Regions from separate parts of the Homo sapiens genome. Here all the other regions are linked to region 7. Evidence: chromatin loops called from intact Hi-C (ENCODE). Cell type or tissue: B cell. All regions are shown on one strand. Each heading gives the region's core, and the rest is flanking DNA. Links, peaks and the distances in the headings are about the cores only. Region 1 overlaps LOC124901332 (a long non-coding RNA gene). Region 2 overlaps ELOVL5 (ELOVL fatty acid elongase 5). Region 3 has its middle 20 kb from the start of GCLC-AS1. Region 4 overlaps KLHL31 (kelch like family member 31). Region 5 has its middle 10 kb from the start of ELOVL5. Region 6 overlaps GCLC-AS1 (GCLC antisense RNA 1). Region 7 has its middle 23 kb from the start of GCM1.

The links. A loop is a pair of places that touch in the nucleus more often than their neighbours do. Peaks named below come from ENCODE experiments on the same cell type or tissue, not always from the same donor. Only the 100,000 strongest peaks of a DNase experiment are listed, where the experiment ranks them.
Region 1: a loop joins it to region 7, with 6 times the contacts of the local background. A loop is called at or near these places in 10 of 110 quality-filtered maps.
Region 2: a loop joins it to region 7, with 16 times the contacts of the local background. A loop is called at or near these places in 48 of 110 quality-filtered maps.
Region 3: it touches region 7 in a loop (21-fold over the local background); 67 of 110 quality-filtered maps call a loop at or near these places.
Region 4: a loop joins it to region 7, with 5 times the contacts of the local background. A loop is called at or near these places in 30 of 110 quality-filtered maps.
Region 5: it touches region 7 in a loop (7-fold over the local background); 37 of 110 quality-filtered maps call a loop at or near these places.
Region 6: a loop joins it to region 7, with 16 times the contacts of the local background. A loop is called at or near these places in 106 of 110 quality-filtered maps.

Annotation. Positions count from the first base shown.
Region 1 is chr6:53,243,100-53,247,463 of GRCh38, reverse strand. LOC124901332 (a long non-coding RNA gene) reads left to right here. Exons shown (of 4, transcript XR_007059612.1): 2 at 1,852-1,923; 3 at 3,033-3,193; 4 at 3,320-3,419. Among named protein-coding and RNA genes, the nearest start is that of MIR5685, 32 kb to the left of the region's middle. In B cell, for the core only: no CTCF peak of the experiment used is centred there; DNase peaks (open chromatin) are centred at 2,313, 2,853 and 3,804; H3K4me3 peaks cover 2,289 bases; H3K27ac peaks cover 3,322 bases.
Region 2 is chr6:53,292,338-53,296,701 of GRCh38, reverse strand. It overlaps ELOVL5 (ELOVL fatty acid elongase 5), which reads left to right. Exons shown (of 8, transcript NM_021814.5): 2 at 995-1,060. The coding sequence starts at 1,003. Among named protein-coding and RNA genes, the nearest start is that of MIR5685, 18 kb to the right of the region's middle. In B cell, for the core only: CTCF peaks have their summits at 2,231 and 2,435 (motif pointing right); a DNase peak (open chromatin) is centred at 2,431; H3K27ac peaks cover 3,926 bases.
Region 3 is chr6:53,408,976-53,413,339 of GRCh38, reverse strand. No RefSeq gene overlaps it. Among named protein-coding and RNA genes, the nearest start is that of GCLC-AS1, 20 kb to the left of the region's middle. In B cell, for the core only: a CTCF peak has its summit at 2,476; a DNase peak (open chromatin) is centred at 2,509; H3K4me3 peaks cover 788 bases; H3K27ac peaks cover 362 bases.
Region 4 is chr6:53,649,377-53,653,740 of GRCh38, reverse strand. KLHL31 (kelch like family member 31) reads left to right here. Exons shown (of 3, transcript NM_001003760.5): 3 at 1,411-4,364. The coding sequence ends at 2,143. Among named protein-coding and RNA genes, the nearest start is that of KLHL31, 14 kb to the left of the region's middle. RefSeq lists enhancers at 1,635-1,854, 1,885-1,944 and a silencer at 2,316-2,610. In B cell, for the core only: CTCF peaks have their summits at 1,976, 2,214 and 2,422 (motif pointing right); DNase peaks (open chromatin) are centred at 1,720, 2,130 and 2,380; H3K4me3 peaks cover 1,343 bases; H3K27ac peaks cover 801 bases; H3K27me3 peaks cover 634 bases.
Region 5 is chr6:53,357,155-53,361,518 of GRCh38, reverse strand. No RefSeq gene overlaps it. Among named protein-coding and RNA genes, the nearest start is that of ELOVL5, 10 kb to the right of the region's middle. RefSeq lists enhancers at 1,140-1,647, 1,648-2,156 and a silencer at 1,908-2,267. In B cell, for the core only: no CTCF peak of the experiment used is centred there; DNase peaks (open chromatin) are centred at 1,068, 2,058, 2,648 and 3,619; H3K4me3 peaks cover 2,089 bases; H3K27ac peaks cover 3,990 bases.
Region 6 is chr6:53,482,821-53,487,012 of GRCh38, reverse strand. All of the region lies in intron 3 of GCLC-AS1 (GCLC antisense RNA 1), which reads right to left. Among named protein-coding and RNA genes, the nearest start is that of GCLC-AS1, 53 kb to the right of the region's middle. In B cell, for the core only: a CTCF peak has its summit at 2,167; DNase peaks (open chromatin) are centred at 2,192, 2,862 and 3,352; H3K4me3 peaks cover 1,498 bases; H3K27ac peaks cover 482 bases; H3K27me3 peaks cover 250 bases.
Region 7 is chr6:53,169,518-53,173,881 of GRCh38, reverse strand. No RefSeq gene overlaps it. Among named protein-coding and RNA genes, the nearest start is that of GCM1, 23 kb to the right of the region's middle. In B cell, for the core only: CTCF peaks have their summits at 1,623 and 1,831 (motif pointing left); DNase peaks (open chromatin) are centred at 990 and 1,801; H3K4me3 peaks cover 1,101 bases; H3K27ac peaks cover 1,528 bases.

The sequences.
Region 1 (4,364 bases), core at 243-4,242, 74 kb before region 7:
CTAGCCCCACTCCTGATCCTCCCTGAGGGGACATTCTTTCCTAATTCATCCAGCCAGAGATGCACCTTTTCTAATTCTCCTAACGGCACTTGTAAAGGCTGGAGGTGGCACTACTTGCATCCAAGTCTCTCCACCATCCTTGTTTCCTCCCTCCTCTACAAATCAGGGGTCAGGAGGACAGACAGTGAACCTAGATGAAGTGAAACAACCATGTAAGATAATAGGTTCCAAGCTGTTTATATTGCAAGCAAGCATATCCCCTGCCCAGGTGAATTGCCTTTTGAAACCTGTGCTTGCATAACAAATGGAAAACAACCAGAGTGCAACCCCTGAACGAATTAGACTTGAGCTCTTCTGACCTGGATCCTGCCCTGGCCAAGTTACAGGCCAGTATGCAAACCAGCTGGATGCTCTTGGTGGCTCCCAGCCAGCCCACCAGCTCCAGCAACAGGCCCCTTACAAGGTTCCCTCGGTTTTTGTGTCCTTGCAGCCTCAAAGACTCTTTCCAGGCTTGCAGGCTCCCCCTTTTTGGTGTGTTGTGTCCCCTTACCTATTCTTTCAGTGTATACCAGTGGTTCCCAACTGGGGTGATTTTTGTCTCCTCCCCCTGGGGACATTTGACAAGGCCTGGAGACATTTTTTGTTGTCACATCCTGGGGCAGGGTGCCACTGCATCAGATGGGTGGAGTCCGGGGATGCTGCTAACCTGCCTACAATGCACGGGACACCCACACAACAAATAATTATGTGGTTCACAATGACAACAGGACCAGGACTGAGAAATTCTTATTGCACACCCTCTGCCTGGATCCTTTTACTTGCATGTGATTCTTACTCTTTTATTGACCTTTGGACTAATACTTCACCACCCTTTGTCCCAAGCCTAATTCTCACCTGGATGTAGATGTCATGTTCCTTTTTATTCCACATCCTGAAGCCACTAAGCAAAGGCACGGGTGCCTTCACCTCACCAGGTTCCTATACATTCTTCAAACACTGGAGCTCTGCAATTATTTCAGGCCATTCTGTGGCTCTTCCTACCACCTCCACACCTGAAAGTCAAGCAGCGCCTGTAGGATCAATCTGGTTAATGCTGATACATTCTCGGTTTTTAAATAGTGTGATTTTAGACTTTTAGTTCTATTGGTGAAGGTACAATATATAATAGAAAGAAACTCCAACAATCCCATACTAAACCTTTGCCCTTTGCTCGGGCTCTTAAAGGATTCACGTGCTTCCAGCTCGTAACTAGTGTTGTCCTACTTTTGCTTGTATTGTAATTGATCTCCTTTCTTGGGTTTTTTTTTCTTTTCTTTTCTCACATAAACCTTCTCTACCTTTTGTACTGCTTGTCTCACATACTATTAAGCCTAATTTGAATTTTTTGTTATAGTCTTCAGTTTCCCAACACTGTTTATACTTCTTTAAACAATAGATTTCATCTGCATGGTAGACAGAATGCCCATGAGTCCCAAGATGTCCATGTCCTAATTCCTAGAACTTGTAGATATGTTACCTTATATGGCAAAGGGGACTTTGCAGATGTGATGAGATGGGGGGATTATCCTAAATTATCTAGGTGAGCTTAATAGAATGCATGAGCCCTTAAAAGGGGAGAACCAGGCCTGGTGTGGTGGCTCACACCTGTGCTCCCAGCACTTTGGGAGGCCAAGGCAGGCGGATCACCTGAGGTCAGGAGTTCAAGACCAGCCTGGCCAACATGTCAAAACCCCGAGAGTCCATCTCCAGTGTTTGAGACGGGGTTTCACTCTGTCGCCCAACAGGAGGGCATATATCCTCTATCTCCCATTACCAAAGATTGATTCAGGCATCCCTTCTTGATCTTTCTAGGAGCTGTGAAGTTGCAGAATTTTGGTTTATTGGGATGCATCCTGGTGCTTGCCTACAGATCTTGTTTTGCAAGTAAGAACAGAAGACTCTGGCCGGGCGTGGTAGATTATGTCTGTAATCCCAGCACTTTGGGAGGCCAAGGGGGGGCGGATCACCTGAGGTCAGGAATTCAAGACAAGCCTGGCCAACATGGCGAAACCCCATCTCTACTAAAAATACAAAAATCAGCCAGGTGTGGTAGCACGCACCTGTAATCCCAGCTAGTCTGGAGGCTGAGACAGGAGAATCACTTGAACCCGGGAGGCAGAGGTTGCAGTAAGCCGAGATCGCACCACTGCACTCCAGCCTGGGTGACTCTGTCTCACAGAAAAAAAAAAAAAAAAAAACCACAGGAGACTCTAGGGAGGCCACCAGGCCTGTCAAGGTTGCATGGTTCTCAGGTGGCAGGCTGGTATCACACCCCCCGCCCTGACTCACAAACTGTTCCTATTTTCATTTCCTTCCCCTTAAAAAAAGTAGAACTATCTCACTGATGTAAGAAGAACATACTTGGCTTTTTTTCTCGTAAGGAGTCTTAAAAAACACACTGATAGTTGACACTGTATATATCAAGGTTTTCTGGCAAAAATTTCCATGGAATGTAGTTCAGAGAGATGCTCCAGAAAAATTTTTAAAAAGCCTCTGTGGTCAAATAAGCTTGGAAAATGCAGTATGTTTGTTCCTGCCTTGGAATGTCATCACATACATAAGCTTAATAAAACTTCTCAGAAGTCTATAGTAAAGAAGTTCTAGTTCAGTTTTCCCTTTTCATATAACACCCATTAGCAGGAGGCAAGAAATGCTAGTACAGAAGTGGCTTCATGTCTTTTCTCTGTCCCTTTCACTTGTTGCGTGGCTGGTTTAGCACTGTAGGTGGCTCTGGCCTGAGTACGCAATGTGACCCTTTGGGAGTCAAGCAGGTGAGTGCATCCCAGAGCCTGCTGATTACCACCCATTCTTCCTTCCTTTCTCATCGACGGGAACCCCATTTTATGTGGGTCAATGAGTGCTGAGGCTCCCTTGAAGCTTGGTGTGGCCATGTGACATAGTTCTAACCCATGAGATGGGAACAGAAGTCTCTAGAGGGACTTTCAGAAAAGCTCATACATGCATTTTTCTTCATCATTCATTTTCCTGCCTAGAGTGCAGAGGCAATACATGGAGATGCAGCAGCCATCTTGTGACCATGAGGACAAAGATCATTTACCAAGGATGACAGAAGAGAAAGTTAGCAAGAGCCTTGACCCCTGATGAGGTGAAGTCATTTCACCAGCCTATCACAGCTTCTAGTCTTCTTGGGAATGTAAGAAAAACAAACTGTTATTTGCTTAAGCTCTTATAGCTAAGTTTCTGTTCCGTGCAGCTATTATTCTAATCAAAATAATGTTTCAGTGTTTATTCCTGAATATCACATAATTTTGCTCTGTAGGTGTCATCTTGGCTTTCTTTATGAATGGCAATTACTGGCTGGGTGCGGTGGCTGAGATGGGTGGATCACTTGAGGTCAGGAGTTCGAGACCAGCCTGGCCAACATGGTAAAACCCTGTCTCTACTAAAAATACAAAAAAATTAGCCAGGTGTGGTGCCACATGCCTGTAATCGCAGCTACTTTGGAGGCTGAGGTAGGAGAATCACTTGAACCCAGGAGGCGGAAGTTGCACTGAGCCAAGATATCACCATTGCACTCCACCCTGGGCAACAAGAGTGAAACTCTGTCTCAAAAAAAAAAAAAAAGAAAAAGAAAAGAGAAAAGAAAAGAAAAGAAAGGCAATTACTGGATAGGGTCTAAGAAGTTTACAAAGCAGGCCAGCAACAGCATCAAGTCATTCAAGTCAGTGTTTCTCAATGTGGCCCCCAGACCAGCAGCCTCAGCACCACCTGGGAACGTATTAGAAGTGCACATCCTCCGACCTCGCCCTAGACCTGCTGAACCTGAGACTCCAGGGGTGGGGCCCAGCAACTGGTGTTTCAGCAAGCCCTCCTGGTGCTCCTTACATACGAACTTTTTAGAACCATTTTAGAACTTAGTTTAGAACTAACATTTTAGAATTTAGTTACACATTCAACCTCAATGAATTTGTAAACCCACGAAAGGTCACTTTGAATGAAATAGTTGAGTTTGAACAGCAAGACTCATGCCCACACCTAACAACAGAGCACAGGCTTTGTGAGAAAAGGTGTCTGGCTTTGCCTTGGAAATTCAAACTGAGATAGAAGTACTATAAAGGGGCCAGGTGTGGTGGCTCACGCCTGTAATCCCAGCACTTTGGGAGGCCGAGGTGGGCGGATCACGAGGTCAGGAGATCGAGACCTTCCTGGTTAACACGGTGAAACCCCGTCTCTACTAAAAATACAAAAAATTAGCCAGGCATGGTGGCATGTGCCTGTAGTCCCAGCTACTCGGGAGGCTGAGGCAGGAGAATCGCTTGAACCCAGGAGGTGGAGGTTGCAGTGAGCAGAAGGAGCAACTCTGT
Region 2 (4,364 bases), core at 93-4,092, 120 kb before region 7:
AGGGAGCTATAGAATCTTAGAAGATGGAGGTAAATCTTTAACTGGTATCTCAAGATGTTTTATTAAGTGAAAATAAGCAAGTAATATATACACACTTCTATATATAATAGTGTTTTTTTAGTTTTTTTTAACTGTGATCCCCACAGTAAGAATATATTTTACATCACAGCTAAGTACATTATACTTATAAATATGATATAATAAAACTAAAGTTTTATAAAACTATATTCATTCTCACTGAGAGCAAAGCATTCTGATTCTCTACTATGATCAATTATTATTTTTAATGCTAAGTTGACATGATCATCTACTAATGGTAGATTTCACCCACAATTGTGAAAACATCCATTTAGCATGACCTCTTTGTGCTCAAAAGAGGAGAAATCTCTGGAAGTATATTGAAGAAATGTTACCATTAGGTTCCTTGTGATGCGTGGCTTGGGGATTGAGGTTGAGGGAAGTAATGAGATTTTTGCCCCTTTTTTTTAATTTTTAATACTTGAATTTTTTTTTACTGTAGATATGAAGTACTGTAAAATAATAATTGATAAAAGTAACAAGCGGAAAAAACTGTCTTGTCACTGTGGCATTCTGTTCCCTGATATGGCTCTTCCTTGTCTTACCTCAAGTCCTCAGTTGTTGCCCAGACAGGATCTCTTCCTGTCTGCCACCTCTCATTCCAGTTAGTTCCACTTTTTTCCCCACTGAGATTTCAGCTTCACGGAAAGAGTTTTTATGGAACTAAGAAAAGAAGTTCAGAAAACTGGCACTTCATTTATAAAGTGAACTCACAGAATTGTGTCTTTCCTTTTGATCTTCAAGTTAGATCTAGCACAGAAGTCACTTCTGTGAATTAAATTCTTTTAACCTAAGGAACTGAACTTAACCTTGTCTGTAGCATATTCTTTGAAAAGAATTTATTCTTTTATGAAAAAATACTGTATAAAAAACATTTTGAGTAGAGATTAATCAGTATCTTTTTTTTTCTTAATAGGTTTTCAAATGGAACATTTTGATGCATCACTTAGTACCTATTTCAAGGCATTGCTAGGCCCTCGAGGTAAGGTGGTTTTTGGTTTTGCTTACCTTCTGCAGCATCACTCCCTGCCTATAGTCCCTTGTAAATATTGCATGAGGAGATAGTAGAAAATGTTAGCATTTTCTATGATAAGTCTAAAACTTTATCCTGGATAACAAGGAATTTGGAGAAGTCTCTGACAGAGACACCTGCTGTGGGTGGTCCTCCGTTGACTTTAACTGGAGTTTAAAAATATGCTGTAAAGCTTGTAGCCTGAGAATACTATAGATTTCACCATTATCAGTGGCATTTTTTTCTCAATTCTTGGCAGTCTTTAAGAAAAACTAGTTTCCAAAATGCAGTGTTGCAATAGGAGTTTAAAACCTTTCCCCTTTTACAATTTTAAGGGCTTTTTAAGGTCTTCTCATTTTGTATCATGTTAACTCACTGGTAAATATGCACCTGAACCTTACTTGCTGTATCTTTTAGAAAGTAAATCAGCTTCATATTGCCTTCTTTTGATGTCATCTGTAAAAGTCTTTTAAAGTCTTTTGTATAAAGAACTTCTTAGGCTCACAGAAAAACTAGAAATGGCTTTTAAACAGACAAAAAGAATCTCAGTTTCTCATGATTTTTAAAACACAAAAGAAATAACAAAAGGACTTAGTCTATTAACATGGCAGAGATGAAATAATAGGTTTCATGTCACCTATGATAATAGTGATAATAGTGAAGGCGTGGAGAAAGAGTACAACCTCTCTGAAAGGCTGTTTTGCCTTCTGTTGGAATTAAAATGCACATGCCCTTTTGCCTAGCCATTCTACTCCTAATACTTTATCCTGTGGCTAGCCTTGATTAGTTATGCAATGATACATATCAGGATGCTCATTACAGCATTGTTTTTCAAGGAATCATCTGGATGCCTGTCAGTAGGGGAGAGGTTCTGTAAATTAGTGTATGGCCCATTGAAAAGAACAAAAAAGAATAAGTTAGATCCATCTGTATGTGCTTGGGTTGGGATAGTGCCTTACTTTAGCTGTAAGGGACAAAAAATCCAACTCTAAATGGCTAAAATAATAATAATAATTATTAGCTTGCATTACCAGGTGGAGCAATTCCGTAGTTATTTCAGGGACTGTATGATGTAACCAAGGATCCTTGTTCTTGTCATTTTCTACTTTGCCACTTCCAGGTATCAGCAGCTCTGTCCTCAGAATGGGTCCCCCACTTCACACAGTTGTAGGATGGCTACAGCAGCTCCAAGCAGCACATTCAGAGGAAGAAGAAAAAATGTTTCATTTGTGTGGTTTTAAGCATAAAGAAGTTGTTTCCCAGAGCTCTTTGCCAGCTGTCATCCCTCAAAACTCACTGGCCACAATTGCTTCACATGCCCCTGCCTGAACCAGCCACCAGAGGGGGTTAGGACCACCACAGATTGACTAGATCCTAAGGATTCTCTACCTGGGGCTGGAGTTCGGGTCAGGTGCCCGGGAAGCACTGTGCGGTGTGGGAGGATGAATATGTGCCAATTTGGAAAGATGAGTATTTGTGGGAAAATGAATAAAGCAAAGTGTAAATCAGAGGTTTAAGTTAAAATAGGGAGATTTGTGTGTATTTATTGTTTGTGATATATATGTTCATACAAAATAACAGTCTGATGTTAGTTGCTAAGTGGGAACTGGTTTTCTTAAAATTGACAGCCAAGGCCCAAAGCTGAGAACAAAAGGTGTTAAGCATCCCCTTAAAGTCCCTGGGGCCAGCCATTTCCCTGAATGACTTCTAAGCACAACCAGTTCTGCCGGACTGACAGTAACACCCTCCGTGACCATAGCATAACTAGTGGGGAGGGTGTGGAGGGCATGTCCCTCTGAAGCCAAAGCAAGCCAGCCATGAGAGAAATGCTGGGAAAGTTTAGTGTGTACAGTGCAAGAAAGGAAGACTGACTGACAGTTCCCCACGTGGACATATGCTTTATTGAGCCTGTTCTTGTTCTGTGAAATCAAGGTGAAAACGACTGGAGAGAGTAGCAAGATGGTCCAGTCTGGGAGGGGTCAAAGAAAGGGCAGAGCCGGGTGTGGTGGTTCACTCCTGTAATCCCAGTACTTTGGGAGGCCAAGGCAGGTGGGTCCCCTGAGGTCAGGAGTTCCAGACCAGCCTGACCAATATGGTGAAACCTGGTCTCTACTAAAATTACAAAAATTAGCGGGGTGTGGTGGTGTGTGTCTATAGTCCCAGCTACTCTGGAGGCTAAGGCAGGAGAATCGCTTGGACCCTAGAGGCAGAGGTTGCAGTGAGCTGAGATCACGCCACTGCACTTCAGCCTGGGCGACAGAGTGAGACTCCGTCTCAGAATAAATAAATAAATGAATAATAAAAAAATTAAAGAAATGGCAAAGGCTGTCCTCCCAACTGCTGCTTCTCTGAAGACGCAGTAGGTGAATGCTGCATGTGCCTCATGTTCTGGAGTTGTGAGCCTTGGCGGGTAGTTAAGATTGAGGAGCCACAGGTTTTCGGGGAACATCATAGCAGGGTTCAAAGGGGAGCATGCTTTTCAGAGGTAGCTTCCTGGGGTCAGCCAGAGTATGAAGCTGAATCTTTCAGGGGACACATAACACTTAGGGGCTCTGGCTGCCAAGGAGTTTCCCGCCATCCAAGAAGAGGTTGTCAGTTTGCTGCTGGCGGCTGACCTGTTTCCCTCTCCCTCCTCCCTGCCTAAGAAAAGGAATAGGGGCAGGAGAGGCCCTTCCTATACCAGTATCTCCTCTGGATCCGCCTAGGTCTTCGCTCTCATGCTACTACTCCTCAGTTTGTTAAATACTGCCCTTTAAATAGGCATTTATCTGATCATTGCTGCTTCACCTTCATGTTTTGTTTTGTTTTTATTTTCATTTTTGAGACGGAGTCTCACTCTGTTGCCCACGCTGGGGTGCAGTGGTACGATCTCAGCTCACTGCAGCCTCTTCCTCCCAATTTCAAGCGATTCTCCCACCTCAGCCTCCCAAGTAGCTGGGATTACAGGTGTGCAGCACCATGCCTGGCCAATTTTTATATTTTTAGTAGAGATAGTGTTTTGCCATGTTGGCCAGGCTGGTCTTGAACTCCTGACTTCAGGTGATCCACCCGCCTTGGCATCCCAAAGTGCTGGGATTACAGGCATGAGCCACCACACCCAGCCCTTGTTTTGTTTTTAAATCATTGTCCTCTCTGCTGTTGACCATTACACTCATAGCAAAGGCTGCCTTTCTAATTAGTGCCAGTTTCACTAACGTGGCTAAGCAGCACGTTTTCTGAGTCTGCATGTGCTGGCCACACTTGCCGACTGACACACAGCTGAGATGGAGGACTT
Region 3 (4,364 bases), core at 186-4,185, 240 kb before region 7:
ACCAAAACCATAACATGGAGAGAATAAGATCAGTTTTCTTTATGTCATTGAAATTCTGTGAAGATGAAAGGAGATGGCATTGGTGAAACTGCTATATGAATGGAGGGCATTACTGTTAAATTCAGACAGGGTTTAAGGGCCTATAATGTCAGTGCTCATGCCTTAGAGGGAATCGTTTTAACTGAAGACCTAATCAGAGATTTACCAAGAAACCAAACAGCCCAAGTAGTTTTCAAGTGATATAAGAAATGTTTGAAAACCTATTCTAGAAAAGTGTTTCTCAATATTGGCTGCATGTTGGATTTACATAGAGAACTTTTTAAAATTCAGATGAAATAGCACAACCCCAACTCAGGGGATTGGGCAATATCTAGAAAATTTGCACAAGACTTTTGACCTAGCAATCCCACTTCCAGAACTCAATATCAGAGATACGATGGTACATTTCCCAAGGGAAGTGAGCACAAGGCTATTTATTGCTGTGCTATTTCCAACAGTAAATGCCCAGAAACAACCCAAGTATCCAGAGAGGAAAGAATTAATTTGCCCAAGACAAACCCTGTGCAGGCTAGTCTCCCAGAAAAGGAAAGGGCCTCTTGTGAAGCTCCCTGGAAACCACTGTGACCCTGTGCTTAAGACAATCAATTCTGGTTGACTTAGATTCCAGAATCTCCCTCACCCCCATGATGCTAGTGCTGGGGCTGGAAGTCCTTCAGTCCTGAAAATGCACATGGAAAATCTTGCCACTCATATGCTACCTAATAAAAGAGCTGAAATTGTTAGGCTTGGACGCCAGCCCTCTGATTGCACTATGAGAGGGGGTGGTGATTCTCCCAACCTGGAAACTGATCTGACAGGATAGGACCAGAGACCAGGTGATACCACCCCACATTGCTGTGGCACCCAGGTGTGATCATGGGGGATGGGCCAATACTTCATCTTAAATGCCTCACAACACAAGGATGAGGATGTCTTGTGTTTAGTTCTGTCTAGGATGGACAATGGGACACCAACCCTGTGTCCATGAATGTTTTCTCATGGATCTTGTGCTAGTAAGCCTGACATAACTCTACGTAGCCAATTTATCCATTTTTGCACTCAACTAGTGCAGTGAGCTGGGCATCTGGCCAAGCAGCCACCATACGTTTCTGGAAGGAAATCGCCACAGTTTGAATGTGTCCCCTGCAAAGTTTGTGTTTTGGAAACTTAATCCCCAATGCAACAGTGTTGAGAGGTGGGAGCTTTAAGAGGTTATTAGGGTCATGAGGGCTCTACCCTCATGAACGGACTATTGTTATTGTGGGAGAGGGTTCCTAATAAAAGAATAAATTCAGCTCCCCTTCCCCTCTTCCTTCTCTCCCTCTCACCTTTCTGCCTTCCACCATAGGATGACACAACAAGAAGGCCCTGGCCAATTGCAGTCTTCTCTATCTTGGACATTCCAGCCTCCACAACTATAAGAAGGAAATAAACCTCTGTTCTTTATAAGTTATCCAGTCTCAGTATCCTAATAGAGCAGCACAAAATGGATTAAAGTAGTAATCAACAGATCAGAGATCAAAGTCCAACTAGGTAGCAGGACAAATCCTCTTGGAGCAACATGGCCAGCTGTTGGGATAGTTAATCACTAATTGCTCATGGAAATCCCATAAAGTCTTCAGCAGCAAGAGACCCAGGGAGTAAGGCCTCCTGGAATAGAATTCCTTTGTTGTTATTAATGACCTGGCAGGAGTTTCCCAGGAAGGGGTAGCTTCATTGACGAGAAGGCTGAACCGGCACCCATGATAACAGTACAACCTCCTTGTGATGACTAAAGAATTTTCACTTCAGCCTGACCACTTGCTACTCAAGATACAGGAATGTTAGAGGCAGGCAAAGAACATCCTAAAGACTGAGATAAGGCAGATCCCAAAATTTTTACTACTTTTAGAATAAAATTGTAAAATAGGTAAGATGAAACAAATGAAGCTAAACATATTTTACTTAGATCCATTATCTCATTAAAAGTTACAAAATGGCTATAATCGAATTATTTTATTCCTTTTTCATTTATTAGTTAGAATTTTTCTATAAAGAACTTTTCTTCATCCACTCCTTGTATATCTTGAGGTACAGTTCATACGAGAAAGACAGAGAAATTCTAGGCTTATCTCCTTTCCTGCTCCAGACTTGGACTGTTCATTTCTCCAAGGAGCTTGGGGATTTTTTTGGTGAGAAGCAATGTTTAGAGACTACAGTCTGGGCTTAAAGGTGCCATTGCTCCCAAATTGATTATTTTGTATAAGCCTTTTCTGTGAACAGTTAAGAAATATGAAGTTTTTTAGAGGAGAAAATGCAGACAGTCCCCGACTTGGTTCTCAGCTTTACAATGGTGCAAATGCTATACGCATTCAGTAGGAACTGTCTTTGAATTTTGAATTTTGATCTTTTTCCTGCGAGCAATATGTAGTACAATTCTCACTCGCAATGCTGGGTGGCGGCAGTGAGCCACAGCTCCCAGCCAACCACATGGTCACAGGGGTAAACAGCCGATACTCTACAGTGTACTACTGTGTTGCCAGCATTTTTTGAATATTGAGTCTTGTGTTTCCACATCTTACCATGTCTACAAAATGCCCATCCGTGTTCTCCTGCTTCTGATAAGAAGAGGAAGGCAAATTACTTCTGAGTTTCTCAAGATAAAACTCAAGAGTAATTGCCCAGCATGAACGTGACAAGCCAGTAATAGCCACTGCATTTGAATTAGGACTTTCACATCCACAATCTCAACCATCTCAAAGGATAAGAAGTGAATCAGTGATGCAGTGAAATCATCCATATTGGTTAAATTCACTGTTGTTAGGAAGAAAAGAGCTGCGCCAACTGATGATATGAAAAAATACTTGTCACATGGATGGAAGACCAGATACAGAAGTATCAGATATAGTTTAAGTACCACTTAAACCGCAGACAATCCAGGCTAAGGCAAGAATTTTTTTATTTATTTATTTTTTTTTGAGACAGAGTCTTGCTCTGTCACCAGGCTGGAGTGAAGTGGCGCGATCTCAGCTCACTGCAACCTCTGCCTCCCAGGTTCAAGCCATTCTCCTGCCTCAGCCTCCCGAGTAGCTAGGATTACAGGTGCCCACCACCATGCCCAGCTAATTTTTGTATTTTTAGCAGACATGGGATTTCACCATTTTAGCCAGGATGGTCTCGATCTCCTGACCTCGTGATCCACCCGCCTCAGCTTCCCAAAGTGCTGGGATTACAGGGGTGAGCCACCGCACCCGGCCTCTACTCTTTTTTATACACTAAAAAACATTCTGATGATCCCACCTATATGCAAATATTTATAGCAAGTCATGGGCTGTTCCAGTGCTTCAAATGGCTCATAATTTTCATAATGTGAAGATCAGCAGTGAGGCAGCAAATGCCATATTGAATGTCTTAAAGCTTTAAAAAAGAAAAGAAAAGAAAAAAAGAGCTGCATAGGATAATTGTGGATGAGAAATATTTACCAGAACAAATGTTTAATGCCAATGAAACAAACTTTTTCTGAAGTTTGTTTCAGAAACAGAATGTTTGTATGCTGGAGCATACATACATTCATCGCACATCCAAGACAATGCCAAGATTCAAGGCATACAAAGACCATGTAATGCTGCTTTTGCCTGGAAATGTTTCAGAGTTCAAATTAAAGCATTTTCTAATCTACAACTTGGAGAACCCTATAGCATTCAAGAATGTGAACAGGCAAATACTTCCATTTCTTCTCATCATTAAAGAAAGCCTGGATGACCGGTTTTCTTTAAAAAAAAAAAAAAAAAAAAAAAAAAAAAAAAAAACTTGTGAAGAAGAGAAAAATGAGTAAGGAGGAATCTCTAGATTAAAAGAAATGTAAGAGGCGTGTTAACGAAATGCAGTGTATGGATACTACTTAGACCTAATTCAAATAAAACGGCAGCAAAAACTTTTCATAAGATAATTGAAGTCTGGGTGCGGTGGCTCGCACCTGTAATCCCAACACTTTGGGAGGCTGAGGCAGGCGGATCATTTGAGGTCAGGAGTTGGAGACCAGCCTGGCCAACATGGTGAAACTCCATCTCTACTAAAAATACAAAAATTAGCCAGGTGTGATGGCACACCCCTGTAATCCCAGCTACTCAGGAGGCTGAGGCAGGAAAATCACTTGAACCCAGGAGGCAGAGGTTGCAATGAGCAGAGATCACACCACTGCACTCCAGCTGGGCCACAGAGCAAGACTTGGTCTCAAAAAAAAAAAAAAAAAAAAAGACTATTGAGGAAATTTGACAACTGGCAGGTTATTGATGATGTAAGCAATTTTATTTATTGTTTTAGGTATGATCAAGATATTGTGTTTT
Region 4 (4,364 bases), core at 258-4,257, 480 kb before region 7:
ATACAAATTCAGTTTTTAACACTAAGTAGTAAGAAAGAATAGAATAATACAAAATGTATTTTAAGTGACTGCTACTGACAACTGTCAAATTCATAATTGGCAAATAGAATGAGATCATTAAAAATGTGGCAGCTAATTAATTTGAAATACTTATTTGAAAACCGAATAACAGAAAATGTGTCAGTATTTTTGATACATACAGAAAAGAGTAAAAGAGTAAAACACATCCTTCAGAAAAATGGAATTCAAATGCCATATTATTTTATATATTTATGATTAAAAATTAAACTTCCATTCATATGAAATGTTCAGAAAATCATGCTTATATCATGGTAGTAGTACAAAGTCAAACATAACTAATGAGCAAGATCTGAAAATTTGTGTAGTATTTCATGAAAAATATACTTTATTATTCCATTATGTGTGTATGCATTTTAAAGAACACAATTAACTGATTTTTAGTGTTTAATTTGTAACTATAGTTGAGTTTAATTTGGGAGTTAAATGGGACAAAGATGAACATCAGACTGAAGGAGTGAGTTCTGTATTTACAATACTTCTGAACTATGTCAACAGGAAAGCATCAGTTCACTATGCTTATTTTCCTCCTGCTGTAAAGACACCTTTTAGTACTCGAGTCGCTTTGTGAGGTATTGATTGCAGTGCTTATACATGGATAGTTCCGAGCACTGAAAAAAATATATATTTATCCCTAAACTAAAAAGTCTTCTCTACTGACAAGTGCTGGAAAATAGAAGAGTATCCAAAGTTAAGCCTTTGTTGATGCTTTTAGACAGTTCTATTGGTCTCAGTCTAACAGACAAGAGAAGACTTTGCTGAGTGGCTTGGCTTTACTGTCGCAATGGCCAAGAGAGGTGTAGGATTAAGGGGTTTGTGAGAAATGGAGAAATCCAGTCAGTCAATTCGTATCTTAAACTGTGACAGGGAGCTAGGAATGGTTGGCATCTGAGGATATGCAGAATTGACTTTAATATGGCGATGCCCTTCTCTGATCGCCACTCCTCTGATCGTCACAAATGCCCAGCCTCCCCCATGTGCACATCTCGTAAATCCCACTGGATGATAGATATTTGAATATGGAGGAAAGGGGGACTGAAAGCTCAGTCTCTGTGGGCTCTTCTCCAAGTGGCCCCATAAAGGGAGTGCTTATAAACGGAGGAGAGGCTTATAAACGGGGGCGAGGGGTGGTCAATGCCTGCTTTGTCTTTTCCAAGTGTCACACATTTTTACTGGCTGAGAGAGAAACTCCAGCCTCCAGGTGAGGTGCTGGGCCAGGTCCCTCGCCTCCTTGCAGGGGTAGTGTCAGGCTTCCCACTCATGATTTGCAAAGTAACATGGGGTCCCCAGCTGCCGCCGACAAAGCTGTTACACCTTCTCTATCATTTCCAGATACGATCCCCGCTTCAACACCTGGATACACCTGGCCAGCATGAACCAGAAGCGCACGCACTTCAGCCTGAGCGTGTTCAACGGGCTCGTGTACGCCGCGGGCGGCCGCAACGCAGAAGGAAGCCTGGCCTCGCTGGAGTGCTACGTGCCCTCCACCAATCAGTGGCAGCCGAAGACGCCCCTGGAGGTGGCGCGCTGCTGCCACGCTAGCGCGGTCGCCGACGGCCGCGTGCTGGTGACCGGAGGCTACATAGCCAACGCCTACTCGCGCTCTGTGTGCGCCTACGACCCGGCCAGCGACTCGTGGCAGGAGCTGCCGAACCTCAGCACACCCCGGGGCTGGCACTGCGCGGTCACGCTGAGCGACAGAGTGTACGTGATGGGCGGCAGCCAGCTGGGGCCGCGCGGGGAGCGCGTGGACGTGCTCACCGTGGAGTGCTACAGCCCCGCGACCGGCCAGTGGAGCTACGCGGCGCCGCTGCAGGTGGGAGTGAGCACTGCGGGCGTCTCGGCGCTGCATGGCCGCGCCTACCTGGTGGGGGGCTGGAACGAGGGCGAGAAGAAGTACAAGAAGTGCATCCAGTGCTTCAGCCCCGAGCTCAACGAGTGGACGGAGGACGACGAGCTACCCGAGGCCACTGTCGGCGTGTCCTGCTGCACCCTCTCGATGCCCAACAACGTGACTCGGGAATCCCGGGCCAGTTCGGTATCTTCTGTGCCAGTCAGTATCTGAGCCCAGGTAGATGCAGGGACGCAGGAAGAACACGTTATTTATTCGTAGAGCCACGTGGTTAACCTCTGAGTTCGCGAAAAGGAAAATATTTAACATTTACTACACTGATTGTATTGTAAAATATGTCGAGGCACATGTCCTGATGGCTTTAAATTCCTGGTATGGCATAATCTACCTCTTTTTTTTTTTTTTTTTTTTAGCAAAATACAGGGCAATGGCCAACAAAAGAAACAATTTATTTCAGCGGCCACTGGGTGGCAGACGGAATTCGTTATAGGCACTCTCCCAAGGCGGCATGTTTCCTAAATGTATAGCGGTTACACCCACATTTGAGATTTTTTCCTCTACACGTTAGTACACTTGAGGTTTATGTAAGTGATTTCATGTTCAAAAGTTTATTTTCCTCTCTCTCTTTTTTCTTTAGGAAGTTGAAGATATTCATATAGATTTTATTTATTTAAAAATGGAAATTGTCGATCTCCATAAAGACTTAAGATTTAATTCTGTATTTCAACGCAATTTTCCCCCCATATGTGATTGAGTAAAGGATTTTGAAAGATATCCCATGACAACGTAATAAAGCTTAAAACAAGATCTGACCGAAAAGGAATAGGGATTCCACCCAGGGACCCTAAATTTGATAACCTTTGTGTTAGCGGACATTCCTCTTCCTCCATGCCTCAGGCCCCAGTTTATTTTCTACCATAAAATCATGCTCTCAATGAAGTAATTGATATGAATCATTTAATTTATAGCATAAATTTAAGTCATTTGGTTGTTTCAACTAGAAGGATTTGCATTTTATCCCTTGTCCTCTATTAAAGAAGAATTTCACATACCCTGGGAGCCTTACCCTCACCCTAAAAACTACACCAACCTGGTTAAAGGCAACCTTGGCCCTAATGTACACCCCGCGAAGATCACCAAATAAAACTATGTCCCTAAGGACCATTAGCCTTAAGCTTAGAGAGCTTGAAGTTTACACAACCAATAACAATAATTTTATTTGCCCCAATCTTTTATATGATAAGAATGATAGAAACATTTGGAATTTGTAGATTTGGTAGTAACTGGATGAATGGGTTCTCCTGTTGATAAATGCCATTGTTTCCCATTTAATATGGATCCTCCTGATTTCTTAAGTAAAAATCAAGCACTCATCTCACGTATATAAAAATATATACTCATTCTGTCCTATTTTTATTAATCTCATCTGCTCCAAATGAGCTTTGGATTTATAATCAAAGTGTACCCACTTGATAGCACTTTTCCTATATGTTTGCCAAGTTTTGGGGAAAGGGAATGACTGTAGTAAATGATACATATTTTCCTTTTTTATAATTTATCACTTTATTCTTTGACAGTTTATTTGTTTTGGAGAGGAAGTGGCCTATCAATTATGGGTTATGTGCAATTGGATTTTGAAAAATAAAACAAGCTATTTAGGAATTGAACATGAGATATATGGAAATATAATTTGGTTTTTGTTAATCTCATCCTCTCCACCTTGTGTAGATAGGTTATTGCTAGTTATGATATTTATTTCTAAAATATGTTATTTGAACTGTGAAAAGTGGTTCATATAGTACACTTTGTGGAACAATTTTATATCATTACCCCGATGAAAAGTTCAATCTCTGGATATTTAATGATAACACTCAGGTAAGGGCTACAAACGCTGTAAATTAAGAACAAGATATTATTAATGTAAAAGCGCTGGGCTGTTTCCTTATCCCACACAAAGAATCTTTTACCTTGGTATATGTGGATATGGTATATTACCTTGGTGTATGTATATGTGTGTATACGCACACACTCATACAACTGAGAAGCCTATAGTATATGGTTAATTTTTGGAGAAAAGGGTGTTTTATTGTGGGTTACAGATCATAAGTGAGTGAATAGATGTAATTCCTTGATGCACACCAATAGATGTGTTCCCATTGACATCTTAGAAGTATTGTATGAAGAGGAGGACCTAGGGCTTGAAATGAAATGAGAATCAATCAATTGCAACATTACATGATGGAATAATGAGAAGAGATACTGAAACTAGAGGATTTTTCATCTATCAAAGCTTGATAAATTAGGTTGTGCAAAAACTTGGCAGTGGCTTTCTAGAGATGAAACTGGAGACATGTTAGTGCTGGATAAATCATTTAAAATTACCATTTAATTTATTTTCTACATTGTTTATCTGAAGACTCAGAAAATCCACATA
Region 5 (4,364 bases), core at 224-4,223, 190 kb before region 7:
ACAACTCATCTCCAAGAGGTGCTAGTACTCGGCTAGATGCAGTTTTTAGCTAAGGACTCCAAAATCATCAGATTCCTTTTCACCTTCCATTTATTGTGGATTGAAATTTCATGATGTAAGGGAGAGAAGTATGGAAAGGGCCTGAGGCAGGAGAATAGGATCTGGAGGCAGGGAACCTAAAGCTGTTTCACACCAACTTCCTAGAACTAAATTAGGAGGCGGGGCGCAGTGGATCACGCCTGTAATCCCAGCACTTTGGGAGGCCAAGGCGGGTGCATCACGAGGGCAGGAGTTTGAGACCATCCTGGCCAACATAGTGAAACCCCGTCTCTACTGAAAATACAAAAATTAGCATGGAGTGGTGGCGCGCGCCTGTAGTCCCAGCTGCTCGGGAGGCTGAGGCAGGAGAATCACTGGAACCTGGGAGGCGGAGGTTGCAGTGAGCTGGGATTGTACCACTGCACTCCAGCTTGGGTGACAGACCAAGACTTTCGTCCAAAAAAAAAAAAAAAAAAAAAAGAAAGAAAAGAAAAGAAAACCCTAACTTTCCACCCCGAAGTAACAAGAGGATCAGAGGCTACTCCCCTTGACATTTTCTGCCAGGCAGTTGGAAAATTGGGAGTTAGCAACAAATCAGACCGATTGCGGGTCCAGTCTTCCTTTGCAACTTTGTAATTTCACTCCAGCCTCTGAATGGTTGTCTACAACCAATCAGACTGATTGCGGGCTACCACTTCATTTACATGAGGTGAGCATGAAGTGGCCAAAGGGAAACAAACCTCTAGAGGGTATTTGAACCCAGGCAGATTCTGTATCCAGGTCCTTGAGCCTCTGCCCTGGTAGCTCCTACACTGTGGAGTGTACTTTCGTTTTCAATAAATCCCTGCTTTCGTTCTTTCGTTGCTTCATTCTTTCTTTGCTTTGCTGGGCCTTTTGTTCAATTCTTTGTTCAAAATGTCAAGAACCTGGACAATTGCAGTCACGACCGTCTACCGGTGAGAGGCCCACACTTTGTCACTTACAAACTATGTATGACCTTGGCCAGATGAATCTCAGCCTGTTTCAACATCTACAACTGGTGGTAATACCCATCTATTCCTACAGACTTGTTAAAAGGATTAAATGATAAGCAGAAATATCTACCAAGACTTTACAAGCAAGCCAAACTGCTTTCTGTGCTTTTTCTTGTTTTTTGTTTTTTTGGGGTTTGTTTTTTTTTTTTTTTTTTTTTTTTTTTATGGTGAGGCAGAGGGAGTAACCTTTGGCGTCAACAGAAAAGCCACTAGGTTTCCTCTTCTTTTCTTCCCTGGTGAGTGATACTTTTTGGAAGATATCTCAGAAGTTTTTTAAAAGCTCATTTATGAAATATAACAAGACACATTTTCAATATCATGGAACTTAGGAGGATACAAAAAGCAAATATAATTTTAATCACAACAGGAGGAGTCTTTTATTGTTTTACCCCCACTCTCGGGCATCCTGGACACGCATTAACAGTCTACAACGGAGGGCTCATTCACGATTATAAAAGACTGTGAAAGATGAGTAACGATTTAAGGCTTCTCTCCAGAGGCCCTTCCCCAGCTCCAGGTTTAGGCTGAACTGCCCACGGGGACCATTTTCTTGCTGCCTAATCTCCCCCTCTTCTCCCGCCCCACGCGGTTCCACCCACTCGCGCGTCTCGGGACTCTGATGAACGTCCTAAACTCCAGCCTGGACGCTCTGGGCTCTGGATCTGAAGGGCGTGGAAGCACCAGAAGTCAAGGCCGCCTTCCATTCTTCCCTCAAGGCCTCAACCACCCTCCGATCCCAAGGTTGCGTGGTCCGGGCCGCACAACCCTCCTCTCCCTAGCTCAGCGCCTCCTCCACCCCCACCCGATGTCCCCAGGAAGGGTCAGCGCGGGGACGAGGTCTGGTCATTGCCCGGGAATTACCCGGCCCGGGAGCGAGCTCAAGGCGGGGAGGGCGCGAGCGTGCTCCTCGCGAGGCCCCGCCCCATCGCCAGATGCGGCGCTGTTGGTGAGCGGTGATTGGTGGGTGCAGCCGCGGAATGAATGGGGTGACCGCCGCGGGGGAGCGGGGCGGGCCCGCCGAGGGCGCGGGGCGGGCGAAAGGAGCCGAGTGGCGCAGGGCTGGCGAGAGGAGCCGAGTGCCGCGGGGGTGGCGGCGGCACCGCCCTGAGCCACAGGCAGTTAACGGTGTCCACGCCGCGCGAGTGGAGGAGGGGGCCCCAGGCAGGCCCTGGTACCCGCGCCTGGCGCGAGTGTGCCCACCGCGTTCCGGGAACCCAGAAGTGATGGTGGCCCTCAAGGGCCTGCGGTCAAGACTGGGGGAAGGGGTTGCAAAGGGAAGCCACGCCCGCCCCTCAGGCCGGTGACAAAGGGCGTCCCCGCCTCTCTGGATCCCTCCCGGGTTCTCGGAGCGCGATGTGCCAAGAAGGCCCGGCTCCTTTGATTGGAATTCATGTCTGGACACCCAGTTTTTTTCTGTCCCTACACCAATACCCCTTTTTGACTCCATATTTTAGATTCAGTCACTCAGGCCAGGTGGCTCACACCCCTGATTCCAGCGCTTTGGGAGGCCAAGGAGGAGAATCGCTTGAGCCCAGGACTTCGAGGCTGCAGTGAGCGGCGATCGCGCCACTGCGCTCCAGCCTGGGCGACAGAGCGAGACCCTATCTCGAAAAACAGGAAGAAAAAAAAGTGTGCGCACACTTTATGCCCGGCACACCCCAGTAACAAGGTAGACTTGTTTCTGCCATCCTGAAGTGTAATAGGGAAGGTAGGAGGTAAAAATGAGTAAACAGAACAACTACAGATTGTGCTAAGTGCTGTGGACAAAGTAAAGTAGTGGCTGAGGAAGAGGAAGTAGAGGAGAAACTGATTTTAGCCAGGTATGGGAAAGACCTGTCGTTTTAAAACGATGACTTCTCAATTGAGACCTGGGAAGAGGAGAGGTGAGCAGTTTTAAGAAGAGGGTATACAGCCTTTGCAAAGGCCCTACTGCTACAATGCCCTTTCCTCATCCTCTTTGACATGTGGATTCCCACAGCACTTTTTTTGCACTTCCTAAGGCACATCGCTTTTTGCCATATATTGGTAAAAAGTTTTATCACCCCAATTCCTAGCACATACCAAGTTCCCAAAGAATAGTCAGTAAATATGTACTCAGCATCCACTGACTTCTAGATTTCTTGCTATGTGCGGAGGATAATTTAACAAGTGAATTCATTCATGAATGAATGTTTTCTGAAAAGTAATTCTGTCTTTTTATGCCTGTTCTATGCATCCACTGTGCCCCCCCTTTATCCCTACTCCGTGTGAATTTTTCTTAACCACAACACAATTTTCTGGGCTTTCAGACTTTCACAGTCTAGTTTCTCCTTGCTTGGCTGATCTAATAAACTAATTGGGTCTACTCATTAGTGAACGAAAGTTCAATGCGTTATCCTCCCCATATAATGTCTGTGTTTTGGTTTGTGTTATAGTAAGCTGCAATACCTTAATTCAAAATAATAAATGAAGTGAGAAATTGAGGCACTTGACTACCCCCGAGTTGAGAAAATGTTTACTGATATCTGGGGGAAGTGGGTTGAGGAATGAGGGTTCCTTACCAGTAAGTTCCCTAATCAGTGAAGCAGCAGCTTAATTTGTTTTCAAAGTCGCTTGCCTTGACCTCTTCTTTTTGAAATTGGGCAACCTATACCCATATGTGTATATGTTTTTCATGATATGAGAAAACCATTTTGGGAAAGGTAAATTCTTGTGACCGGTATATTGACATAGTTATCAAACACTAGGCATACCTTGATTGTTTTGATAAGCAAAGTAAATAAACTTTATTTCAATTAGTCTGTGTCTGATTCTGTTGTAAAAAGTATTAACTATCCCTACATTACAGATTATTCCAAAATCTAGTGGTTTGGAACAACATTTTTTGCCTCAAAGTTTCTGCAGATGAGGAATTGGGGCATTGTTTGCCTTAGCAGGGTTCTCTACCTCAGGATTTCTCACAGACCGCAGTCAAGGTATCCACTGGGCCTGGAGTAATCGCAAGACTTTTCTGGGGAAGGATCCACTTCCAAGTTCACTCATGTGGTGATTGGCAGGATTAGTTCCTCAAGGGCTGTTAGATTCAGAACCTCAGTTCCCAGCTCCCTGTGGACAGGAGACCAACCTTAGTTCCTTGACATGTAGACAGTTCCATAGCACCTTCCTTCATCAAAGTACACAAAGCCAAGAAGTTACAGAGGGAGTGCCAATAAGATAGAGGTCACACCTTCTTTTCTAACAATCTAGGAGGCGACATTCCATCATTTTTGCCATGTTCTGTTATGAACAAGTTACTAGGTCCAACCCACCAGC
Region 6 (4,192 bases), core at 1-4,000, 310 kb before region 7:
TATATTTACACAAAAGCTGTATACAAATGTTCACAACAGCTTTATTCCTACTAGCCCAACACAGGAAACAACCCAGATGTCCTTCAAGAAGTGAATGGCTGAGCAAATTGCAGTACATCTATCTCATCTAATACTACTCACCTATCTCATCGAATACTACTCAGCAACAAAAGGGAATAAACTAGTGATATCGGCAGCAATCTGGATGAGTCTCCAGTGAATTATAATCAAGAAAAAAAAAAGCCCAATACAAATTGGTTGCTAGAGTTTCAGGATGGGGCAGGGGGATACAGGAGAGAGGTTGGTGTGGTTATAAAAGGCCAGTTCAAGGGATCCTCATGAAAGATAGAACTGTTTGGTGTCTTGACTGTCAAGTGGAAACATGAACCTACAATGGTGATAAAATTGTATAGAACTAAATACACACACACACACACAAATGCATACAAGTAAAACAGGAGAAACTGAATAAGATGGGTCGATCTTGTCAATGCCAATATCTTGGTTGTGATACTGTACTACAGTTCTTCAAACTGTTTCCACTGGAAAAAAATTGGGTGAAGAGTACATGGGATCATTCTGTATTATTTCTTATAACTGTATATAAACCTAGAATTACCTCAAAATTAAAAGTTTAATTTTAAAAAGGTAATTATACAGGCACGAGAACGTATAAAGAGGTACAAATGTTCCCACCATTAAAGAGTTTATCATGGAGGCAGGGTTAGGAAGCCAGTGGTTTTAGAGATGGCAAAGTTTTGTTGATCACATTCAGGAGACGGTGTAATTGTACCAGATGAAGTCTGTACTCATATAATCATACCAGTGGACATTTATTGCACAAATCTAAATGCTTTCCATGTGGCATCTCAGTCTTTACTAGAACCCCTGCAGTAGGATATTATGATTGCCATTTTGCCAGTAATGAAACTAAAGCATAATCAGGTTAAGCAACTTGCCCATTTTTTTTTTCAATCCAAGACAATCCTGATTTGGCTAATCTTGACTGATATTTTGGTGCTTATATATAAAGAGCTCTGGATTATTTGTCAAAAGTCTTGAGGGGGTGGGCACAGTGGCTCATGCCTGTAATCCCAGCACCTTAGGAGACCAAGGCGGGAGGATCACTTGAAGCCAGAAGTTTCAGACCAGCTTGGGCAATATAGTGAGATTCCTGTCTCTGCCCAAAAAAATAAAAATTAGCTGGGCACAGTGGTGTGTGAGTGTAGTCCCAGCTACTCAGGAGGCTGAGGCGGAAGGATTGTTTGAACCCAGGGCTTCAAGGTTACAGTGAGCTACAAATGTGCCATCGCACTCCAGCCCGGGCAATAGAGTTAGATCCTGTCTCAAAAAAAAAAAAAAAAGAAAAGAAAAGAAAACAAAAGTCTTGGGTTCTAGTCCCACTTTACTGCTGATTAACATTTTAACTTGAAGAGTGATTCAATCACTCGGTTGCCCCACTTGAAAAAAAAAAAAAGCTGGAGTACATATCTAGAATCCTTACCACACGAACATTCTATATTTTTGGTTCTTTGACTCTAAAATGGTCAGCTTAAAAGAGTGTTTTCCATCCCTCTTTTGGCTGTTAGAGCCATCCCTGGTGACTTTACCCCTTTCCCCTGAACCTTTCATATGTTTATTGAGCATCCACTCCAGTTGTGCACTGGTGTTTGTTTTCACGGGGTTACTGGTACCCTCCACCCTCACCCCTCTTTCTCCCTGCAGAAAGCTTTTCTAATACTTTCAGCCGTGGTCAATTTCAGGTGATAGCAATGGTAATCATTTATTGAGTACTTACCAAATGCTAGAGACTGACACAGGCTATGTCATTTTTTCAATACCAAGCCCTGTGAAATGGGTACTATCAGACCATTTTTACACCTGTGGCTTAGAAGACTTAAATGTCTAGTGTAAGGGCGGTTGTAGTGGTAGGCAGAGGCAGGTCTCAAACCCTCGCCTACCTAACTCAGACACACTTGGCAATACTATATATCTCTTTAAGCCTTTCAGAGGATATGTTTTAGGAGGTGGATTGTTCCATTTTATATATATATGAACATGATAGACAGACAGATAGATAGATAAATAGATAGAGATAATTTTAAACGTGCTCACTTTCATTTATGAAAATTTACATTTGATAACTAAAAGAGCCTTGCAATTCCAGCATCTCCCTCATGGTGGCAGTAGAAGACTAAGTCATGTACACGCAGCCTCCAGCACCAACAACTAACCCAGAAGAAACCTCCTTAATAAATCAGCTTTTGGTCAAGATTGGTGTTACGTAAAATGCAAAATTAGGACCCTCGGAAGGGGAAAAAAAGAGTCTCAAGTATCTAGGTTATTGACCCCAGAAACAAAAGAAATTTGACAAACTTGCAAAACAGAGACAACAACTTCCTATGGGGGAAAAAAAAACAAAGCAACTACTTGTTGCTGCCCACCCGTTTAGTAACTGGCCTTGGTAGTCTTCCAGCAGCAAGCACAATAGCCTTGTCCACAGATGCTTTTCCCATTTCCTCGGTCCCCTTGAAACCAAGCTTTTGAGAACAAATAGTTTATTTCTCCTTTCTTAATTTGCTCTGAAGGTTTTTAACACAGCGATAACTGGCATATAGAAATTTCACATATTTTTCTTGATCACTATGGCCTATCAACCCCCGCCTGATGATTAAATGAAGGACGATGTATCCAAGGTTCTTAAAGAACTTGGTTGCAACGAATGAACACAAAAAACACCAGACAATAAACATGTATTGAATTATATCTGGGTACAGTAGACACCATTGGGCAGACTTCAGAATTAGCCCCCGGAAGTTTTGCTTTTGCTTGACTCTTGGTCATAGCTGATTGGACTAGAAGTGAACACCTGACTCAGGAGGAGGAAGTTCATTGGCTGACCAGGAGCCAATTAGGGTCTCTCTCTTGAGAACTCTGACTAAGAGACAGAGATGCAGGTTATTTAGTCCAGTTGCGGGTGTAGCATTAGACAGATATAAAACCCAAGAACTCTTGGTACTGAGGCCTGGTTGTTCAACTTTCCTCGGATTTTAGGGGGTGACCAGGATCCCTCCCAGCAAAGTATCATTTTTGTTTAAGCTTAATTTCAGTGGGTTATGTTACATGCATTCTCCATCAAAGACTCCAAGCCCTGTGCAAAGTGCAGTGAGGGCATACAAAGAATTTATGACATTTCCCTGCTCTCCTGGGTATGGGTAATTTTCCTTGCTGTAGAGAGAACAGGGTCTCTGGAATTCAACCCACCTTTGTGACCCTGTGAATGTTCCTTTTTTTCTCTCTCAGAGATTCAACTTTGTTCTCAGTAACATGGAAATGATAGCATCTGCCTAACAGTCATTTTGAACAGGAAGCGTCCCTCTGGCCGGGTGCCTCGTGCATGGCAGATTATCAGTAAATGTCAGCCTCTGCACTGCTTTGCAAGTAGGTCCTTTGGCCGCTCTCAAATGCAAGTCACACAAAGATTGTGGGAGTTTTTTTTTTTTTTTTTTAAATAGAAAATACATCATTCCTATAGAGAAAAAAATACAGTCACATTTAATAATGGCTGTTTAGACAGGGACAGGTTCTCTCGAGCCTCTGGAGGTGGTGGAAAGTGGAGGTGGGTCACTGATCCCAAGAAATAAGCTACAGGACTGAGGCCAGTTTCTGGAGAGGGGATGGTCACTCCTATATTTAAGCCAATAGTGAAGGTTAAGTAGGAGAGTCCAGAGGGACCCTTGAGCCCACTTGCTTGACAATATTGGTGCAGGACAAGTCTAACCCTCCTAACTGGGCAGCTGCCCCCTCCCAATAGTGGTCTCTCTTATGGAGAAAATTTTTACCCGATCAACTTATTCTCGTGAAGCACAAGGGCCTGATATGAACACCCCTTCTGTAGGCATTTTCAAAGAACTTAGTGAGGGTAACAGAAAGAAAAACCTCTATGCATCGAACTTCAGGCACCATCGGAGAAATGTCTTTTCTTAGATTGGCTTTCAAAGTATCTTTAAATCACCCTATTACAAATGGGGTATTAAATAGCCTGCTCTGCCTAGAGAAAAGGTTCCCAAGATTCCTTGTAGCTGCTGGGAAGTTACTGAAATCCTCAGTGACGTGTTTTGAAAAAGTGTTGACAATACAGCGGAAAGTTGCATCTGGCAGCTAACAAATATTTCTTGAGGGTCCACTCGAT
Region 7 (4,364 bases), core at 165-4,164:
AGAATCCATATATATGTATTTTTTTTCTTTTCTTTTCTTTTTTTTTTTTTTTTTTTTTGAGATGGAATCTCGCTCTGTCACCCAGGCTGGAGTGCAGAAGCGTGATCTCAGCTCACTGCAACCTCTGCATCCTGGGTTCAAGCAATTCTCCTGTCTCGGCCTCCTGAGTAGCTGAGACTACAAGTGCATGCCACCACACCTGGCTAATTTTTATAGTTTTAGTAGAGACGGGGTTTCATCATATTGGTCGAGCTGGTCTCAAACTCCTGACCTCAGGTGATCCACCCACCTCACACTCCCCAAATGCTGGGATTACAGGCATGAGCCACCATGCCCAGCCTAATTTTTGTATTTTTAGCAGAGACGGGGATTCACCATATTGGTCAGGCAGGTCTCAAACTCCTGACCTCAAGTGATCCACCTGTTTCAGCCTCCCAAAGTGCTGGGATTACAGGCATGAGCCACCACACCCGGCTTGAATCCCAATATATTTTAAAGGTACAGCCAGCAGGATTTCCTGAGGGAGCTGATATGGAGTGTGAGAGAAATAAAGTGGTCACTGATGCCTGCAGTGATTTTGGCCTGAGAGCCTGGAAGGATGGGTAGCCATTAACTGAGACAGGAAGACTGTGGGCAGAGCAGGGGAATATGAGGATAACAGTATGGGGGCCGATTAAATGGTCATGCAGAGAAGTTGAACAGTTAGGTATCAGAGTATGGAGCTCAGGGGCTCAGACTTCTGTCTGAGCTGAGTATGGGGCTCAGACTTCTGTCTGAGCTGAGTATGGAGCTCAGACTTCTGTCTGAGCCAGAGGTATAAATAAGTGCAAGGACCATGCCTTAGACAACTTGGTAAGGATAGATTGGGGAGAAAAGGCAGACTCCACAAAGAACTAAGAGGGGAGGAGAAGCCAGTTGATGGTGCCCTGAGGATCGGTGAAGTGAGGAGCTAGCAATCAAGTGCTGTTTATAGATAAAGTGAAGATGAGGACAGGGTTGACTAATGGATGTAAGTGATGCAGAGGTCAAGAGAAGTTCCTTTGGAACGGTCTGAGCAAAAGCTGATTACAGTGGGTGTAGCCGAGAATAGCAGGGAAGGCTTTGGAGTTGGTGAATATCAGTAAGTATGGAAAACCCCAGGAATTACTGGAAAAAAGAACAGAAATAGGGTCATAGCTGATAGAAAATTGGGGCCCAAGAGGAATGATAAATAATGATGGGATAGATAACAGCAGGTTTCTGTGCTAATAGGAATAAGCTAGTAGAGAAAGGAAAATTGATGACGTGGGGGAAAAGGTCGTGAAAATTTTCTGGAGTCATGTTTCCGTGGAAGTGAGAAGGGATTTTACCTAGGGCACGGGAAGGGTTGCCCTTAGGAGCCAGGACAGTTCACCTACCTTCGCTGGCAGGAAGGCCGACCTGTGGTCGTGGTAGGGCGCTGTGAAGTTCCGTCTATCTGCTTCGTTTTCTCAGTGAACTGGAAAGCAAGGCCATGAGCAGAGTGAGGTGTCGGAGCTTAGCTGAGTGAGTTGCAAGTGTGAAACAGTGTGAGAATGAACGGACGGCGGGGATACAGGGTAACATTCACGGACATGGGTTTAAAGTGATGACCCAGGATTGTGGTACCTGCAAAGGTGTTGAGGGTGCATTCAAGAGAGTGATCTTAATGACTGACATAGAGTCAACTCACTCAAACAAATATTTGCTGAGTGCTTATCACAGCAGCAATGTATTATAATAAAAACTGCTTTTTAGGCTGAGTTGCTACACATCAGTGAGTGTTCCTGCACTGCCTCCCGATGGCCGTGACAGGAACTGCGGCTGAGGCACCACCCGACCTGGGACAGGGCTGCCATCTCCCGGCCAGTCCCTGCTACTGCAAGTGCAGCAGGCTCAGGCGCTGCTGGACTTTCTCGGTGCCCTGGATTGGTGACTGGTAGAAAAGATGACCAAGCCGAAGGCTAGTCCTGTGTGGCCATTACCTCTGCCCTTGCCTACCCTTCACTTTTCCATTCTTATTCTATTTTACTTATTTTTAAAATAAGTTTTTAATAGAAATTTCTTTTCTCTTATTTTATTTTATTTTTTTAGAGACGGGGGCCTTGCCATGTTGCCTAGGCTGGACTTAAACTCTTGAGCTCAAGCTATCCTCCCGCTTCAGTTTCCCAAGTGACTTGGATTATGGGCACAGCTGCCATACCTGGTTCACTTCTTATTCTCAGTAACAAGCAAATTACCCCCTTCTAAGGGGTGTTCCTTTCCTGAGAAATTTCCCATCTTAGCAGACAACTCTAAATATCAAAAAACCCTTGAGGACCAATGAAATGAAATTATCATTGAATTTCAAGCATCTGTGGAATACAAATGCAGGAAATATTTTAGATGCAAGGGTCCACACTGCCCCCAATATCCTATCCCGTAGATAGGGTACCACACTCAGGGTAATGAGTTTTGTGCTCTTCTGTCACACATCCCATTAGATGTTAATTGAGAATCCATGATGCTCTAGGCTCTGGATAATGTATGCATTGCCCAGTGATTTGGTTTCGGAAACCTCAAATATTCCCCACTCTTCACACTAATTTCCTGTGTTGATTAAAATTTTTACTATTAGTCGTTTTAGCATAGAAGTATTGGAGCCCTTGAAAAATCAAGTAAATTGGCCGGGCGCAGTGGCTCACGCCTGTAATCCCAGCACTTTAGGAAGCGGAGGTGGGCGGATCACCTGAGGTCAGGAGTTCGAGACCAGCCTGACTAACATGGTAAAACCCTGTCTCTACCAAAAATACAAAACTTAGCCAGGCGTAGTAGGAGGCCCCTGTAATCCCAGCTACTCAGGAGGCTGAGGCAGGAGAATCACTTGAACTCGGGAGGCAGAGGTTGCAGTGTGCCGAGATCGTACCTTTGCACTCCAGCCTGGGCGACAGAGCGAGACTCCGTTTCAAAAAGAAAAAAGAAAAAGAAAAGAAAAATTAAGTAAATTATCTGATAGGGCTAGACAATATATCAGGCTTTACTTTGCTAATATATCAAATTAGTTACCTGACACTACAGCCCAAAAGAGACAGAGCTACAAGTGGGCAAATATTTTTCAGTTATTTTTTTTTTTTTATCAAAGCAATACCTGCATGTAAATTCGAGTAGTGAAAAAGGCTTGTCATGAAAAACTGCAGATAGCTAACTGCCTTTTCTTTTTTTTTCTTTTTCTTTTTTTTTTTTTTTTTGAGATGGAGTTTCACTCTTCTTGCCCAGGCTGGAGTACAATGGCGTGATCTTGGCTCACTGCAATCTCTGCCTCCCAGGCTCAAGTGATTCTCTTGCCTCAGCCTCCCGAGTAGCTGGGATTACAGGCATGCACCACCACACCCAGCTATTTTTTGTATTTTTAGTAGAGATGAGGTTTCACCATGTTGACTAGGCTGGTCTCGAACTCCTGACCTCAGGTGATCCTCCTGCCTCGGCCTCCCAAAGTGCTGGGATTACAGGCATAAGCCACCACGCCTGGCCAGCTAACTGCCTTTTCTTATCTCATAGCCCTACACCCACAGAAAATTATCCTTATCTCTTTTAGGAATTTCCCTAAGCATTTATCTCCGTGTTTCTGAATAATATGCTCATGTTGTGTTTCTCAATTTGTTAGTTTTAGACTTTACTGATTCATTTGCCCCTCCCAAGGTAATTACATAAATATTTTCGTTAGTTAGTGGTTGGCATTTACACTACTTTGACAAATATTGTTCATTGCTAAGATATGATTCTTTGTTTTTCCTGGAATTAATAATTGCCTCATTTTTTCATTTACCTGCTTTTCAATGTATCCATAATTAATTTAATTTTGTGACTCTCTGACACACATTGAGCAATGATCTTCCTTCCCTCCTTCCTTTCTTTTCTTCTTTCTCTCTCTCTCTCTTTTTTTTTTTTTTTTTTTTTTTTTTTTTTTTGTGAGATAAGAGTCTTACTCTGTTGCCCAGGCACAACATCCTAGGCTCAGGTGATCCTCCCACCCCAGTCTCCCAAGTAGCTGGGACTACAGGCATGCATCACCATGCCCTACACTGTTTTGTATTTTTTTCTGTTTTTGTTTTTGTTTTTTTTAATGGAGTCTCACTCTGTTGCCTAGGCTGGAGTGCAGTGGTGCAATCTCAGCTCACTGCAACCTCCGCCTTGTGGGTTCAAGCAATTCTTCCTGCCTCAGCCTCCCAAGTAGCTGGGATTATAGGCATCCACCACCACACCCGGCTAACTTTTGTATTTTTTAGTAGAGACAGGGTTTTGCCATGTTGGCCAGACTGGTCTTGAACTGACCTCAGGTGATCCACCCGCCTCGGCCTCCCGAAGTGCTGGGATTATAGGCATGCACC